2 separate regions of the Homo sapiens genome follow, and region 1 is linked to region 2. Evidence: read pairs that join two places in POLR2A ChIA-PET (ENCODE). Cell type or tissue: Panc1. All regions are shown on one strand. Each heading gives the region's core, and the rest is flanking DNA. Links, peaks and the distances in the headings are about the cores only. Region 1 overlaps RTF2 (replication termination factor 2). Region 2 holds the start of FAM210B (family with sequence similarity 210 member B).

Evidence for each region. Peaks named below come from ENCODE experiments on the same cell type or tissue, not always from the same donor. Only the 100,000 strongest peaks of a DNase experiment are listed, where the experiment ranks them.
Region 1: POLR2A ChIA-PET joins it to region 2 with 14 read pairs; 2 of 35 experiments call an interaction of 5 or more read pairs at or near these places.

Annotation. Positions count from the first base shown.
Region 1 is chr20:56,484,687-56,493,690 of GRCh38, forward strand. All of the region lies in intron 5 of RTF2 (replication termination factor 2), which reads left to right. It also overlaps the pseudogene GCNT7. Among named protein-coding and RNA genes, the nearest start is that of RTF2, 21 kb to the left of the region's middle. In Panc1, for the core only: no CTCF peak of the experiment used is centred there; no DNase peak of the experiment used is centred there.
Region 2 is chr20:56,354,169-56,363,172 of GRCh38, forward strand. FAM210B (family with sequence similarity 210 member B) reads left to right here and starts at 4,806. Exons shown (of 3, transcript NM_080821.3): 1 at 4,806-5,023. The coding sequence starts at 4,838. RefSeq lists silencers at 4,483-5,082, 8,049-8,238 and an enhancer at 8,805-9,004. In Panc1, for the core only: no CTCF peak of the experiment used is centred there; a DNase peak (open chromatin) is centred at 4,653; H3K4me3 peaks cover 1,764 bases; H3K27ac peaks cover 493 bases; H3K27me3 peaks cover 299 bases.

The DNA of each region.
Region 1 (9,004 bases), core at 492-8,491, 130 kb after region 2:
GCCCTCAGTAAATGCTCGCATGGGTGGCGAGTAACTAGACATGAGAGCTAGCCTCAGCTCACGTGGAGGAAATACTGATGCTTTGCTTTAATGGCGCTGCTGCTGCTGAAGCCAGAATGTGTGTGTGTCTTGGGTGTACTGCTGGCCCATCGAAAGCGTGCTGCTTCATTTAACGTCATGGATGCCGGCAGCTTCTGACTGTATTTTCCTGTATCAACCCTGTTTGTATTTCATTCCCCTCCCCACTGTGTTGTTGCTCCCTGTTGTGAAAGCCAGCAGCTTTCACTGAGTGATGGTTAGGGGCCATCGTCTCTTCTAGGCACTGATCTGTGGGAAAGCATACTGAATAAGATCCATGAAGGCCCTTGCCCTCCTGCATCCCACATTCTGATTGGAGAGAGAGACCCTCAAGTAGATGAGCAAGGCAGAATCGATTGTGACCGATGCTAGGAAGGAAACACATGAGGCCATGTGATGGAGGGAGAGAGGCTGGCGTAGTGGTGGTCGGCAGAGGCATATCTGGAGGTTTGAGCTGAGACCCGAAGGGCACGAGGGAGCCAGCTGTGCACAGCCTGAGTAGCAGCCTCTTCGGCAGCAGGAACAGCATGTGCAAAAGCTCAGAAGTGACAGAGGACTTTGCGAGTTCAGTGAACAGAAAGTGTGAGAGTGGAGGGCTGGTGAGGGGAGTAGATGAGATTAAAGAGTTAGGCAGGGGTCATCTCATGCAAGGCCTGGGGGCCACACTGGGGCTTATGGATGTTATTCGAAGAGCAGCAGGAAGCCAGAAGGCAGCTGTAAGCCGGATGGGATGTGCATTAATTTTGTTCTAAAAATCCTAGACGTGGAGGAGGACTGGGTGGCTCCCGTTACCTAGGCCCGGAGGCAGGCAGAGGTGAGTGGGGAAGAGGTCAGTGGGGGCGGTGAGTTATGTCCAGTTTGGGGTGACTATGAATAAAGCCTTCATAGAATGAGGAGTCTGTCTTATTAAGCTTTCTTTTAAGAAAAGAAATTCAAATAAAACATTTGGGAATTGGTTGATATTCAGCCAGAAGTATTTATTGTGGCTCCCGTATTAAGATGATGGCATAGATTCCAAGGGAAAATAAGATTTGGATGACATGGTTCCTGCACTCACGGAGATTGCAGTCCTGCAGGAATCATGTTATGTGAGACATCACACTCTATTTTGCTTTTTGAGGCCAGGTACCAAACAGATGGTAAAGATATTGGCACTAAGGGGCCAGAGAACTTTTTTTTGTCTACTGGTAAGAAATGGCTTTATAAAGGGAGGGGCATTTGTTCTGGGCCTCAAAGGAAGAGCATGGTTATTGGTTGCACTCCCGGGGATGGAGAGATTGCTGGTGGTAGCGGTGCTGCTCTGGGGAGGCGCACAGCCAGGTACTGGGTATCTCTGTAAGGCGTTGTCTGGCAGGACAGTGACGCCCATTTTGCTGTCCTTCAGACCTTCTGCTTGCTTTCAGGAGAAAGTCTCCCTTTAATCTTCGTACGTTTGTAACACTCTCTTAACTGCCTAAGAAAGTAGACTTTAAGCTCAGAGCTTTGGCAGGCAGGATCTAGCAAAACTGTTTGGTATTCTCTGCATTTTTATGGTAACTTGATATTTATGGCAAAGAGTACTGTTTCTCTATATTTAGCCTAGGAATATAAAGTTAACTGTTAGGTTGGGCACAGTGGCTCATGCCTGTAATCCCAGCACTTTGGGAGGCCAAGGCGGGTGGATCACCTGAGGTCAGGAGTTCAAGACCAGCCTGGCCAACATAGTAAAACCCTGTCTCTCCTAAAAATACAAAAATTAGCTGGGTGTGGTGGCACGCGCCTGTAATCCTGGCTGCTCGGGAGGCTGAGGCAGGAGAATTGCTTGAACCTGGGAGCTGGAGGTTACAGTGACCCAAGATTGTGCCACTGCATTCCAGCCTGGGTGACAGAGTGAGACTCCATCTCAAAAAAATAAATAAATAAATAAAAAATAAAGTTAGCAGTTAAAATTAAGCAGAAACAATGGGTAGATTTAAATAAAAATATTAAGATATTGACAGTACAGTTGGCAGGGGAATGGCTGAAGTTTGCAAAACACTGTTGTAAGTCCTGCTGGGACTGTGATTGGTTAGTGGGGGAAAGAAAGGCAGCAGCAGTGCTCATGGGGCAGAAGCAGCCGGGCAGCCATACTGAGATGAGTGGCAGGTGTGATCGAGGCCTGGTCCTGTCAGGACTGTGGGGTGGGGTACAGGAGCAGGGAGAGAGGCCGAGGTGTGAGTCGGACTGGATTGGGGAAACCTTCGAATGCCAGAAGGAGGAGCAGGAGTTCTAGTTCTTAAGAGTTCTCAGAATCATTTTAATGGGTCACCAGGTTTGGGGGACCTACTGATCTAAAGCAATCCAGTTTTTTCTTACGCCCATAATAGTACCCATCTGTTAGATGGGTGCACAGTTGTCCTTTGCGTTGGTTGGCCTAAAACAATCATACTAATAACCATGATGACACGTATGCAGTAAAACCTCACTGTCTGCCGAGCTTCACAGAGAAGCTGATTCTGTTGCATGGAAATACAGCGTTACAAGGGAACTCTGAGATTATATCGTTGGTGCTTGGGAAGTTTTACTGAAAGCTAGTAAGCTTTCAACAGTCTGTACCTTGCACTTCAAGAGAAGGGAAGGAAGCAGGAGGAAAGAGGAACAGAGCCACGTCAGGATTGCACAAGGGACAGTAGAGACCAGGTGACGAACAGGAGCGAGCGTAGGCTCCTCCCGGCTCCTCGTGGAGGCCACCTTGGCTGTTGCGACTTTCTGCAGTTATGACAGGGCACTGGTTGAAATTCAGGAATACCTCAGGAAATTGTCTTAAAGATACATCTGTTGCCAACAAAGAATGAACGAGATAATGAATTATTTTTACTTTTATACTGTACATCAGAGTTGCCTTTGCAGAACTGTGTTGAATACTCTGTGCTAGTTTGTTGGGGCTGCTGTAATTAAGTACCCAAGCCGGATGACTTACCGGAAAGTCATTGTCTTATAGTTCTGGAGACTAACGTCCAAAATCAAGGTGTCATCAGGGTTAGTTTCTTCTGAGGGAAGGATCTGGTCCAGGCCTCTCATTGGCTTCTAGACGGCCTTCGCCCTGTTCACATCATCTTCCCTCTATCATGTCTGTCTTTGTGTCCACATTTTCCCTTATTAGGACACCAGTCCCGGTACTGGATTAGGGCCCAACTTAATGGCCTCATCTTAACTAATTACATCTGCATTGACTGTGTTTCCCAATAAGGTCACATTTTGAGGTACTAGGGCTTGGACTTCAACATATGGATTTTGCAGGGGGGCATAATTCAACCCATAATACACAATTTAGAAAATAAAATCATAGAGCGTGGGGCCAGACATGGTGGCTCACGCCTGTAATCTCAACACTTTGGGAGGCTGAGGTGGTTGGATCACTTGAGGTCAGGAGTTCGAGAACAGCCTGGCCAACATAATGAAACCCCGTCTCTACTAAAAATACAAAAATTAGCTGGGCTTGGTGGTGCATGCCTGTAGTCCGAACTACTTAGGAGACTGAGGCAGGAGAATTGCTTGAACCTGGGAGGTGGAAGTTGCAGTGAGCCAAGATCACGCCACTGCACTCCAGCCTGGGCGACAGAGCTAGACTCTGTCTCAAAAAAAAAAAGTGCCAATGTAGAGTACTGGAGTTGTGATCCGTAGCATTGGACTTGCTACCTCTGTGGCTTCATTTATGTAGGCTTTGTAGATAGGTGAATGGGGTGTGTGGATGTTTTAAAGTTAGAAGTCAAAAATATATATACTCACACTGTCTACCTGCTTTTCATGGAGGGGGTGGAGTAGAAAGAGAAAAAGTTAAGTTAGGGAAAAGGAGTGTCGTCAGAAGTGGTCAGTGCAGCTGATTCTGGTTTTCAGGCTTTGGCCTTCTTCAGAGTATCTTAGGTTTCTGCCATCTTTATAGTCTTTGTGAATATTTAGCCTCAAGGAATCAGATAAGACACAGCATAGGCAGCCTTAAACTTTCACATGTTCATTTTGTTCTTTCACTCTACCCATCAACAGACTGAGGGTCTGATAAGGAGAGAGTGAGCCTAGGCTTCTTGTTCTCATGCTCACGGAAGCTGCTGCTTTCCCTTGGCCTCCCTGGCCTGTCGCAGCTGCCTGTCTCAGCCTCCCTGCCTCTCGGCCTCCCTGCCTCTCAAGCCTCCCTGCCTCTCGGCCTCCCCACCTCTCTGACTCTTGGCCTTGTTTTCCATTGCTGTCCCCACTCTCCACTGAAGCCCAGTCTCAGGCTTTTACATTCCACATGCATTTAGTGTACTTTTATTATTCTGCTTTATCCTGCTGTTACTGAAATGATTTTTTTTTTTAGATGGAGTCTTGCTCTGTTGCCCAGGCTGGGGTGCAGTGGTGCAATCTTGGCTCACTATAACCTCTGCCTCCCAGGTTCAAGTGATTCTCCTGCCTTAGCCACCCGAGTAGCTGGGACTACAGGCGCCCACCACCATGCCTGGTTATTTTTTTTTTTTTTTTGTATTTTTAGTAGAGGCAGGGTTTCACCATATTGGCCAGGCTGGTCTGAAACTCCTGACCTCGTGATCCACCCGCCTCAGCCTTCCAAAGTGCTGGGATTACAGGCATGAGCCACCACGCCTGGCCATACTGAAATGATTTGTTCAGGACATGTCTTCATTATAGCATTAAGCCTGTTGGGGGCAGGTGTTTGTTTCAATTTGTGCTTCTTTGTGTGACGTAAGGTCATGTAGCTACCTGGGACTCAGTAGTCACACTGCAGAGTGTAGCTGCCTGGTCCAAATCCCAGCCCCACTTTCCCAGCTGTGTGGTCCCAGGAACATCCCATCATCTCCCTGTGCCTCGATTTTCTCATCCGTTAAAAGTGTCAGCCATTCTTCTGAGCACTTCCCCACCCAGGAGCACCCATGTCCTCCTAACGGTGCTGGTGGGCGGATGCTTTTACAGGGCCCCCTTCACGGTATGTGACTGGGTGTACCACGGGTTGACATTGGAATGAAGTGAAGGCAGGCTTATGTTTTAAGTAACTTGAAAGATGTAATCTTTTTTATTGTTCCTTTAATGGGGTTTACATTCAGTTGCTATTGAGTTATAAAATACCGGGGACATAATCGTGGCTAATCTGAGCTTTCTGAATGAACAGCCTGTCAGCATGTAGCCAGCTATCGCCTTTGGGGGCGCCGTGTTTGCCTGTAGAAATGTGTGGGAAGGTGGTGGTGGGCTGTCATGGGGCTCTTGTGTTCTTTTTGAAAGTCTTAATATTTTCCATATGTGCTTTCCTTGGATTAGATATCCAAGGGGAAGAAAGATTTGTTTAAACAAAGGTGTTACTTTTCTGTGGTTCCTTGATGTTTGATTTGTGGGATCTGTCTTCCAAATCCCTTTTCCTTCTGTCTAGCAATGATGTTTTCCCAGGGCTATTTCACACAGTGACTTGACTTCATTTCTATGCGTGGGAAGCTTCCATTTACTGAGGTGCTTACACTTTGCGTTGGAATTATGTTTCTTTAATTTCCTCTCCTCTGGTTCCTGTGTTCCCATCTTTAAATCTCTTGTATGTTGTGCTGTTTAATTGTCACGCACTTCAGTTTCATATGATGCTGTATGAACTCTTTTAGAGAAGGAGGATATATATAAAGTTCTCCACAACAGCAGCGGCAGCAGCAAAGTCGTGGACTTTCTAAGGGAGGAGACCCAGATCTGTGAATAGAGATAATCATGGCCATTCATGTCTCAGATCTGTGCTGTTCAGCATGGTACAATTAGCCACATGTGCCTATTTAAAGGTAACTTAAGGCCGGGTGCGGTGGCTCACGCCTGTGATCCCAGCACTTTGGGAGGCCAAGGCAGGCGGATCACCTGAGGTCGGGAGTTCGAGATCAGCCTGACCAACATGGAGACACCGCGTCTCTAGTAAAAATACAAAAAAATTAGCCAGGCGTGGTGGTGCATGCCTGTAATTCCAGCTAGTCGGCAGGCTAAGGCAGGAGAATGGCTTGAACCTGGGAGGCAGAGATTGCGGTGAGCCGAGATCGTGCCATTGCACTCCAGCCTGGGCAACAAGAGTAAAACTCCGTCTCAAATAAATAAATAAATAAAGGTAACTTAATTTTTAAAAATTAAATAAAAATAAAGATTCACTTTTGTAGTCGCTCCAGCCATGTTTCCAATGCCCAGGAGCCCCTGTGGCTGTGGTGAGCAGTTAGACAGCTCAGCTGTGGAATGTCCACCATCACAGAAGGTGCTAGGAGACGACATGTCAAGACCGCAGACACTTGGGGCACCCTTTTTAACAAGCTGTGTTTTCTACTCCAGATGAGCTCTGTTTTACCCAGAGAAATACACTCTTCATTATTTTTCTAGGACCGCCAGAATAGGGTTACATTGCTTGCAGCCAATGAGGACTGTTTCAGATAAGCATATTTTCATTTTCACTGGGAGTCTGTTCTTTCTTAGTATCTCATACACAGTAGTATCTGGGTCTTCAAAACAGGCTGTGTCGTTCTTATTCCAGCTTGAGCCTGGATCCAGGTGTTTGGAGAATTTGGGTTTTCAGCAGCTTTTTACTGAAGCATTTGGCCTTCTAAGTGCATTGCTATATGTCACCAGTGGTAGCTTGAGTTTTTTTGTCTTGTGATTTCTTTCCCAAAGCTATAAAAGTGGCCTGTAATCAATAGTAAAGTCTTGTCAATAGCATGTTTCTGAATTCATTTTAGGAATAGTTTGTATCAAGGAATCATTTTCCCACTTCTTTGGTTCAATGTTCTCTTGTTTCAAGTCAAGGAAACAGAATGATACCAGTAAGAAAGCAAACACTCCCTAGCGGTTCAGTCTCATATTGAAATGACTCTGCTGTTGAAAATGCCAGTGTGGCTCTATAGGAACTTCTGCCTGCCTCAGCACTTGAAGTCTGTGCCGCCGCTCTAAGCAGGTAACCACAAGCGGGTCTGTCGAGGGTTCGAATTTGTTGGCAAACAGAGAAGGCGACTGAATGAGCCACGGCAGGTCTCCTGGTCCGTATACGCAGATGTCTTCGACGTAGCGGCCTGCAGAAAGAAACACAAAAACCTAGCTGCCTTTGTTTCCTCACCCATTTTATTCACACACAGAAAGTGGCGCATGCTCCGTCCGGTGTCAGTGGTGAGCCTCAGCTTCACCAGAGTTCACATCAAACAGCATTTCCATGATTGCCTTGACAGGGGCTTTTATGTTGAATTTTGAACTTACGGTGGAAAGGCGCACTTTCATTCTTTTAGTGATTTCTGAAATCTTTGTTAGTTACTGCTTTAGGTGAATACCATGGGATTTAACTCACCACGCGCACACGAGAGATAAGCTAGCGCTCATTTGCCTGCTAAAATCTCAGTTCCGATAGATTCTGAGTTCCATGAACTTCTAAGTCTTTTCATTGGTTGTAAGTAGTTCATAAGAATGGTATGGATTTTAAATAAGTCATTGCTTCTATATTTTTTGGGGACCCCAGACATGCACCACCATGCCCAGCTAATTTTTGTATTTTTTATAGAAACGGGATTTCGCCATGTTGGTCAGGCTGGTCTCAAACTCCAGGGCTCAAGTGATCTTCCCACCTCGGCCTCCCAAAGTGCTGGGATTACAGGTGTGAGCCACTGTGCCTGGCACTGCTTTTTATTTGTTTTTCAGAGTGAACATTTGATACAAACATTGAGGTGGGAATTACAGGCCAGGCACGGTGGCTCACACCTGTAATCCCAGCACTTTGGGAGGCCGAGGCGGGAGAATGACTTGAGCCCAGAAGTCTGAGACCAGCCTGGGCAATAGAGTGAGATCTCGTCTGTAATTTAAAAAAAAATTTTTTTTAAAGTGGGAATTAGAGTTGGAATCCAGTGGTGACTGGATTCCTTGGAGACTCAGTGACACTTTTTATGTGCTTTTGACAACCGTGTTTGGCTCTTTCTGCTCTTGCTTTTAATTCTCACAGTAACACTCTGAAGTGGATTCCATCATCATTCCCATTTTGCAAGGGAGGAAACAGATTAGCGAAGTGAGGCCTCAGCGTATGTGTGAGAGGGAAGGAGGTCTGTTTATTTCAGAAACGTTGCTCTTTCTCTGCCCAGCTCCTTCCTGCTCTCTTTCCTCACACCAGCCCAGTAATCCTACTTTTAAAAAAACGTATCTTGGCTGGGCGCAGTGGGTGACACCTGTAATCCCAGCACTTTGGGAGGCCGAGGCGGGTGGATCACGAGGGCAGGAGATCAAGACCATCCTGGCCAACATGGTGACACCTCGTCTCTACTAAAAATACAAAAATTAGCTGGGTGTGGTGGTGCGTGCCTGTAATCCCAGCCACTCAGGAGGCTGAGGCAGGAGAATCGCTTGAACCAGGGAGTCAGAGGTTGCAGTGAGCCGAGATTGCACCACTGCCCTCCAGCCTGGTGACAAAGCAAGACTCCATCTCCAAAAAAAACCTATCTTAAGGAAATACTGTTTTTAAAAGGGGCAGGGGGATGTATGCACAAAATGTCCAGTGTTGTTTCTAAGACTATGTAAGTGGCAGCTGTTACCATGATTTAACAAATTTTACCTGATAGACATATTTGCTACAATGTGCTAGAATCTCAGTAGAGTTACATTTAACTACTTTAATATTATAAGTATGGGCCAGATGCAGTGGTTCATGTCTGTAATCTCAGCACTTTGGGAGGCCAAAGTGGTAGGATCACTTCAGCCCAGGAGTTGAGGGCCAGCCTGGGCAGCATAGTGAGACCCCATATCTACAAAGATAAAAAATTAGCTGGGTTTGGTGGCTTACACCTGTATTCCCAGCTACTTGGGAGACTGAAGTGAGAAAATCACTTGAGCCCAGAAAGTGGAGGCTGCAGTGAGCTATGATCATACCACCTGCACTCCAGCCTGGGTGACAGAGCGAGACCCTGTCTCAAAAAAAAAAAAAAAAGACTACAAATATGAAGAC
Region 2 (9,004 bases), core at 412-8,411:
GTCTTAGAACTGACAAGAAAAAACCTTTACAAATGCACGAAGTATTTCAGCAGAAATTTCACAGAAAAATAAATCCAAATGGCCAAGAAATATACAAAAAGATTCAAGTACATAAGTAATCAAGTATGGTAGACAGAATAACTTTCCCCTAACAAAAGATGTGCACGTCCCAATCCACAGAAACTGCGAATGTGTCATGTTACAAGGCAAAGGAATGAAGGTTGCAGATGGAACCCTGTGACCTTCAAAAAGTTCCTTTTGGCCTGGCACAGTGGCTTACTCCTGTAATTCCAACACTTTAGGAAGTCAAGTCAGAAGGATCGCTTGAGGCTAAGAGTTCAAGACCAGCCTGGGCAACATAGCACCCATCTCTATAAAAACTAAAAAAATTAGCAGGATATGGTGGCATGCGCCTGTAATTCCAGCTATTCAGGAGGCTGAGGCAGGAGGATTGCTTGAGCCTTGGTGGTTGAGGTTGCAGTGAGCCATGATCATGCCACTGCACTCTAGCCTGGACAACAAAGAAAGACTCTGTCTCAGAAAAAAAAAAAATAGAAGGACACTGTTAAATAGGCAGTAAAAATCACCATGACAACTCAAGGGAGAGAGATTACGAAAAGAAGAAAACAGCTTCATATTTTAATACCTTGAAAGGCACTTCTTGCCTGCTTTTTTAATTATTATTTTTTATTTTACTATTTTATTTTATTTTGAGACTGGGTCTCACTGTCGCCCAGGCTGGAGTGCAGGGGTGTGATCATAGTTCACTGCAATCTCTGCCTCCTGGGCTCAAGCAATCCTTCCACTTCAGCCTCCGGAGTAGCTGTCACTATAGGCGCTGTCACCCCTGAGACAGCAAGAACAACCTTTCCTCTTCCTTTTCCTCCTCAGCCAGCTCAATGCAAAGATGACAAGGATGAAGACCTTTTTTTTTTTTCTTAAGATGGAGTTTCACTCTTGTTGCCCAGGCTGGAGTGCAGTGGCACGATCTCGGCTCACCACAACCTCCGCCTCTTGGGTTCAAGGGGCCTCAACCTCCTCCTCAACCTCCTGCCTCAACCTCCTGAGTAGCTGGGATTACAGGCATGTACCACCACACCCGGCTAATTTTTTGTATTTTTAGTAGAGACTGAGATTCACCATGTTGGCCAGGCGGGCCTCGAACTTCTGACCTCAGGTGATCAGCCTGCCTTGGCCTTCCAAAGTGCTGAGATTACAGGCGTGAGCCACCGCGCCTGGCCTTATATGGCTGCCTTTAATGTCAGATTCTCAAGTTAAGATCATAAAAGTCAGTCCTACATTTCTCTGCTAAAGACACCATTTAGAGTCGGGGTAAATAGACACTCTTGGCCAGGCGCAGTGGCTCATGCCTGTAAGTCCAGCACTTTGGGAGGCCGAGGCGGGCGGATCACCTGAGGCCAGGAGTTTGAGACCAGCCTGGCCAACATGGTGAAACCCCGTCTCTACTAAAAATACAAAAATTAGCCAGGCGTGGTGGTGCACTCCTGAGGTCCCAGCTACTCAGGAGGCTGAGGCAGGAGGATCACTTGAGCTTGGGAGACAGAGGCTGCAGTGAGCTGAGATCACACCACTGCACTCCAGCCTGGGTGACAGAGCAAGATTCCATCTCAAAACAAACAAACAAACAAAAAACTCTCATTTGCTGTACTCTGCAACCTTTATGGAGTGAAATTTTGCCATTTATTCAAATTTACAAATACACATATCTTCTCACTAAGCAATTTCACTTTGAGGAATTTATTACACAGGCATACTTAAACACGGCAAGTGACAGAAATACCCGCTGGTTCATCACAGCATGGTTTATGATCACAAGGACTGGAAAATACCCTAAATACCCTAATGGTCCACCCACAAGGGATTGGTTAAAGCATTACAGCACCCTGGAATACACTGGAATGCTAAGCAGATTTTAAGAATAAGGAAGATTTTTGTGTACATATTCAGAAAACTCTAAAATATAATGGAAGCAAAAAAAGTCCAGGTGAAGAACACTGTGTATACTATGCCCCACTTGGGTAAAAACAGCAATGAAAACCGTTCATAGGAATTTGCCTGCACACATGTAAAATTTTCTAGAAGGATATGCACAAGCAACGGGTAACAGTGTTTGTCTCTAGGGAGAAAAAAATGAGGAGAACTGGTCACTGGGATAGGAAGGAAGCTTGTCATTGTGTAGACTTTTTGTACCTTTAAAAATCTGAACCGTGAGAACACATTATCTATTCATGAAAATGAAGAAATTAAAATAAATATAGTTCATGCATGAGCTGCTGCTCTAGAGAGACAAAGAGAGCTGACACAATAAGAAAAAAACAAAACTGTCACAAGTTCAGGCAGGCAGCAGCTCCAATACATTTTGTTAAAAGCAAAAGTTTCTTCACTTTTAGAAGAAGAAAAAAAGAACCTAAAGTCTATAATTACAGTATTATATTTACTGTCAAATTTAAAGGGAAAAACAAAATTACCTTTTTCTCTTCTCTAATAAGCATATAGCATGAATCACAAACTCAACTGCCCATGAAGCCTGGGCAGGAAACTTAAATGAATGAAGAAGGCCTGGTGACAAGAAAATCACGGGCGCTTTGGGAGGCCGAGGCAGGAGGATCACGAGGTCAGGAGATCGAGACCATCCTGGCTAACATAGTGAAACCCCGTCTCTACTAAAAATACAAAAAATTAGCCAGGCGTGGTGGCGGGCGCCTGTAGTCCCAGCTACTTGGGAGGCTGAGGCAGGAGAATGGCATGAACCCGGGAGGCTGAGGTTGCAGTGAGCTGAGACCGCGCCACTGCACTCCAGCCTGGGCGACAAAGCGAGACTCCATCTCCAAAAAAAAAAAAAAAAGAAAGAAAATCATGGGAACCATGAGGAAGTCGAGATCAGATGCCATCTGGAGGTGGCACTGTCACCGGGTGACAGAGGGGCTTCAGGCAAGGCATCTCTACAACATCCCAGCTAACGTGTGTGCCCTCTCTGTGCACCAGGCACTGAGTGAAGCCCTTTCCAAGAACTGTGTCAAAGAATTATCTCAACAATCTCATGGGGGAAACTATTATTATCTTCATTTTACACATGAAAAGACCAAGGCTCAGAGAAGTTGAGTCACTACTTCCAAATCACACAGCTGGACTTCTAGGGCCAACCTGACAGACAATCTGCACCCTTAAGCACTCTTCCCCAGCTTCTTGCAGACACTTAAATGGAAGGATTCCCATCCAGGGGCACTTTAGGACCTCCCTCCAACAGACCCTGTTACTTTCACAGCTATAACTCCATCTTATGTAATAAATATTTTTTAATGCATATGTGTTTAATATCATTTCTGTGCCTGTGTAAGAGCTTGGTTGAGTTGAATTGCAGTTGACTAATAGAATATTACATCTTTTGTAAAATATATTTCTTTTTCTTTTTCTAGAGAGACAGGGTCTCGCTCTGTCACCCAGGCTGGAGTGCAGTAGCACCATCGTGGCTCCCTGAAACCTGGACCTCCTGAGCTCAAGCAATTCTGCGTCAGCCTCCCGAGTAGTTGGGACTACAGGTGCATGCCACCACACCAGGCTAATTTATTTTTATTTTTGTAGTGACAGGGTTTCGCTATGTTGCTCAGGCTGGTCTTGAACTCCTGAGCTCAAGTAATCCTCCCACCTCAGCCTCCCAACGTGCTTGGATTATAGGCATGAGCCATTCCACCCAGCCAGAACATCTTTATTGAAGTATAATTTACACAGCATAAAATTCATCCATGTTAAGTGTACAGTCCCACGAGTTTTAGTTACACAGCTGTCACCATCCCTACAATCTGGGTTTAGGATCCTTCCCTCACCCCAAGACGTTCCTCCCACTCCTTGGCAGTCAATCTCATTTCCCACTCCCAGCCCTAGGCCACCACGGATCTGTTTTAGGTCTCTGTGATTTTGCCTATTCTGGGCACTTCATGTAGCTGGAATCCTCCAGTGTGTGACTTTTGTGCCTAGATTTTTTCAATTGGCATAAGAGCTTTGAGATTCATTTATGTTGTGCATGTATCAGTAGTCTGTTCCCTTTAATTGTTGCATTGCGTCCCATTGAAGACTTGTGCCACAGTACGTCCCAGTTTATGGGCATTCCTAATTGTTGACTAATATTTATAAGATCTCTACAAACATTGGTGTCTTCACATTTTAGTCTTTGAGTGTCGAGCCTTTGTTTCTCTTGAGAAGCTACCGAGGAGTGGAGTTGCTGGGTTGTATGGTTAGTGTATGTCTAACTTTTCAAGAAACTGCCACACCATCTTTCGCTTTACATTCACGCCAACAATCTATGAGGGTCAGAGGACTTTTTATTAAACATGTACTAATATCAATTCTCATATTTATTTTCTTCTTTGGAGCTAACACGTAAACATATCTATAATTTTTTTTCAGATTTCACCCATTTCTGCAGGGAGAAAAGCTCATAAGCCACGGCCCTACGCCCACCTTTGTGCCCGCAGAATAAGGAAACCCGCCAACTACACACCACAGTTAGAAAGCCCAAGACCCTGAAAAGACCTGCACCCACCCCCAAAGGGGCGGGGCTGGTGGGCGGAGAGGAGGCGGGGCGCGCTCCTTCAGCCCCGCCCACCAGCCCTGGACTCCGGCTCCCGAGGAGCGGAGCTAGCGGGTGAGCCAAGGGGATGTGCACAGGCCTCCTCAGTCCCGCCCAGCGCGCGCGCGCGGCGGCGAAGCCGGCGGGCGGGGCCGGGGAGGGCCCTCGCCGGGTCAGCTCCGCCCACCCTCCCCGGCCTCCGCCCGCCTCCCGGGTCAGCGGCGCGGGTGCTGCGCCTAGCTGCGCACCATGGCCGGGTTGCTGGCGTTGCTGGGTCCGGCAGGCAGGGTGGGCGCCCGGGTCCGGCCTCGCGCCACCTGGCTCCTGGGCGCCACCGCCCCCTGCGCCCCGCCGCCCCTGGCCCTGGCCCTGCTCCCGCCCAGGCTAGACGCCCGGCTGCTCCGCACGGCGCGCGGGGACTGCCGCGGCCACCAGGTAAGCACCCCACCCCGACCCTGATCCCGGGCGGTGTCCAGGTCCCCAGACGTCCGCAGGGCCGCGCCGGGGTCCGGCCGCCTCCGCCAAGGACGCCTTTGCACTTGTAGCTGCCCGGGACCGAGCTCTTCCAGGGTCCCCGAAACCCCAAATCCCTGCAAGCCAAGGAAGCGATCCTCCTAGTTGACAGCCAGAGAAACTGAGGCTCGGGAAGGTGTGGCGCTCTGCCCAAGGTCGCGCAGTCTTCGGCCGAGCCCCGGGTCTGCAGAGCCTCAGCCAGGCTGGGGCGCAGCCGACTGACTTGGTCTGAACTTCCACACGTTGCCTGCGGAGTTGTTGTCCAGGCCTTCTGGCTGGGTCTCGCTGTGTTTTGAACACCTCCCGACGCTCGCTGCTCCTCCCTTTTCTTCTGAGTGGAAGAGCAGGCGTCCTCAGGGAAGCCGCGGGCAAGAAACCCACAGTGCTGTTTGTTATGTTTCATTTCCGTCACTTTCCATTGGTGCTAAGTGAAAACTGGTTTTCCTTCAGAGCAGTCATACCAGCTTTCCTTTCAAGAAATCTATCACTTTCTTCCAAGTGAGTCTTTTTAAATAAAAATAGTAGTAAATGAAGTCTGGCGGTCCAGGAATGGCAAGCCCAGACACGCGGAGCCGGCGTCCAGCCCGGAGCGCATCCGGCCTGGCAGTCTGGAGCCTCTTTGTTTGCCTGGGTGCAGACAGGGCCCCTCCATTCATCGCCCGGTGACCTCAGACCGAGTCCTGAAGGCTTTTGAGCTTGTTTTCTGACCTTTAGAGGGCCAAAAATAGCACCTTCCCAGCAAGAGTTTGGGAGACAACTCCATGAGCTGGTGCAGGCCTCAGCGGAGTGCCGCCGGCCCAGCGAACATCTCCTGACCGTTTCCTAGCTTTTCAGTAAGGAGCGGATGGGGATTGGACCCAGGCTTTCATCATGCCTCCTGCCCAGATCAACTTCCTTCCTTGCCTTCTCCAGTCCGACAGGTGGCACACAGGTCTTGGGGATCCTCTCCAGAGTGGCACCTTCTGCACACACCGTGCCGCCTCCTGATGATTCTTCAGGGCCCAGCCCAGCTGTTCCTTCCTCCGGGAAGCCCTCTCTAACGACCTGTGAGGTCTCGGATGCCTCCACTGGGCCTGCTTCCACCCCATGGCTGTGGGTCTTCTCTGCACTCATCTGGAATGGCCTCTTGTCCTGCCTGTCAGCCACATTGACCTTGTCCCCAGCTCAGGCCCTGGCACTGGAGCGGTGTGTGTGTATACAGTGGCAAAGAGTTGGCCTCAGACTCCCTGGATTCCTCTCTCTACTCACTTGTTGTTGACTTTGATCAAATTCCCTTCTCTCTATCTCAGGCCCCTCATCTGTAAAATGGGACGTTAATAATTCAGACTTCATAGAATATGAATGTAAAATGAGATATGTTCATACCTGGCATCTGGTGTGTCCTAAATTAAGGTTAGAAATGACTATAATTGCAGTAAATATATACAGTCACAAGGCCCCAGGGCCCCGTGAGCTGTCCTTGTTTCTTCTGCACCGTGGTAAAATCGGCAGAAACCCAAGTGGGATCAGAACCTCAAAGGAGATTAGGACAAAAGATAACTCATCTGCCTGAGAAAACGCGTCCCCAGCAGGGCCTGGGAGCAGTGCAGGGAGGGTCTGGGCTTGGCCAGAGCCCAGAACCTCCCCTGTCGTCTGTTCTGGCCGCCCACCCTCGTCGGGAGGTAGGAGTGTGCTGCCCAGCTGGGCTCTCCAAATTTGCCAGGTGTTTAATTAAGAGCCAAAGAGGCCCACCCACGCTGCCTTGGCAGGGGGTCTCTGTAAGAGGGGTAGGGAAAGCCACAGAAGAGACCTGCCTTTTTGTCTTAACATGATTCCATGTCCTGTAAACCGCCTAGCAGCCCCGCCTGCCTGTGCCACTTATTCCTTCCAGGGACGTAGGGGGAGTTCAGGCAGATGACTTGCTCTCCCAGAGCCCCAGTGTCCTTTTGTCTCCGTCAGTTCTGGTTCCAGTGGCACCTTTTCAGGGAGACCTTCCCTGATGGCCTTATTTAACATTCCTCCTACTCCCTGTCTCCCGCCCCATTGGTGTTTCTCTATGGCACTTGTCACAGGTAGCAGCCCTGGTATTTTACTCTTCTGTTTATTGTCCCTGCCTTCCCATAAGACCATAAGCTCATCGAGGGTGGGGTTTTGTCAGTTTTTTCCATTGCTCTGTCCCCTACACTGAGAACAGTGCCTGGCACAGAGGAGACACTCATGAATACACGAGGAGTAACATAGCATGGTTGTTCAGAGCAAAGGCCCTGGACCCAGACTCAGCGAGTTTGGATCCCAGCTCTGACAGTAATCCCTGTGTGATCCTTGGTAAATTACTCAACCTCTCTGGGCTTCTCAGATCCTCTTCTGTTAAGTGGGGTTGACAGTAGTCAAGGTTGTTGTGAGGATTATATGCATTAATATTTCCTTTTTTTAAAATTAGAGATGAGGCCGGGCGCGGTGGCTCACGCCTGTAATCCCAGCACTTTGGGAGGCCAAGGTGGGTGGATCACCTGACGTCAGAAGCTCGAGACCAGCCTGGCTAACATAATGAAGCCCCGTCTCTACTAAAAATACAAATATTAGCCGGGCATAGTGGCACGTGCCTGTAGTCCCAGCTTCTCGGGAGGCTGAGGCAGGAGAATCGCTTGAACCCGGGAGGCGGAGGTTGCAGTGAGCCAAGGTCGTATCACTCCACTCCAGCCTGGACGACAGAGCACGAATCTGTCTCAAAAATATAAAATAATAAAATAAAAGATATGTTGGCCAGCTTGGTCTTGAACTTCTGGCCTCAAGCAATCCTCCTACACCTCAGCTTCCCAAAGTGTTAGGATTACAAGCATGAGTCACCGTGCCCAGCCAATATTTTCAAAGTACTCAGAACAGTGCCTAGTACAGAATATACACAATATAGTGTTTATTATTAATATGATTTCTCAAGTGGAAGAAAACAGGTGTCACTCCAAACACTGCGATCGGCTTGGCAAGGTCCTTGGCTCATTCTTTAAACCTTCCTACCCCCTCTCTATTACAGGTTTTTGTACTTTAAAAAATGTTGGGGAGAGGCAGAAGGGGCATCTCACACACACACTGTCTCACACACACTCTCACACACATGTGCATGCATGCTGAGTACAGACAGAAGATGTGTCACGCCGTCCTGTGCATTCAGGACAGTGCCTAACACATCCCGGGTACTTACGGCAATGTTTCACGAAGAAATGAATGTCTAAAAATTTTCCATTGCCTGCAAGTCACGCCCTCATAAATTCTTTTATTTCAGCTTCTTTAGTCTCCCCAAAGGTTAGGAAGAAAAATGCGTGGCTCACAGTGCTTATAGATGGGTGTTTTTATCAAAACAAAAGGAATAAAATTGTCCAGTAACTGGGTGTTCTCTAGAATGTCAGAAGCCAACCGTGGTGCCAGCTAACCCGAGATTGTCCCTGTGTCTGAATGTCTTGGCCCTACCACAGTCTTGCAGTAGATTCTGCTCAGTTCTATAGCTGGAATCCTGGCTGCCTTTTTATTTTTATTTTTTGGCCAAAAGTCCTTTTGCCAAAATAAAGACTATAAAGAAGAGGGCCCTCGCAGAGACAGCTGCAGTCGGTCCAGTGATTGGACAGAATGGGGCCAGGTGTCAAGGGCATGGGTGTTTGGCCCTGCGAGGGGCTGTAGGTGGCCTCCTATCAGTCCCCACCACCTGGCTGCTGTCCCCTCTGCAGCCTCCCTCAGCAGCTGGAGGTGGGTGGGGCTTGTTTATCAGGAAGAACCGATGCCCTCCACAGCCATCCTGGCCGGGGGTGGCAGGACTAGTCAGAAGGCTTCAAGGAAACGGGAGGTCACATGTGCTGGCCAAAGAAAGGGGGGCTGATGACATCTTCCCTCCTCCCCTCCAGAGCCTGGACATTCTGGAAAAGTGTCTTCCTT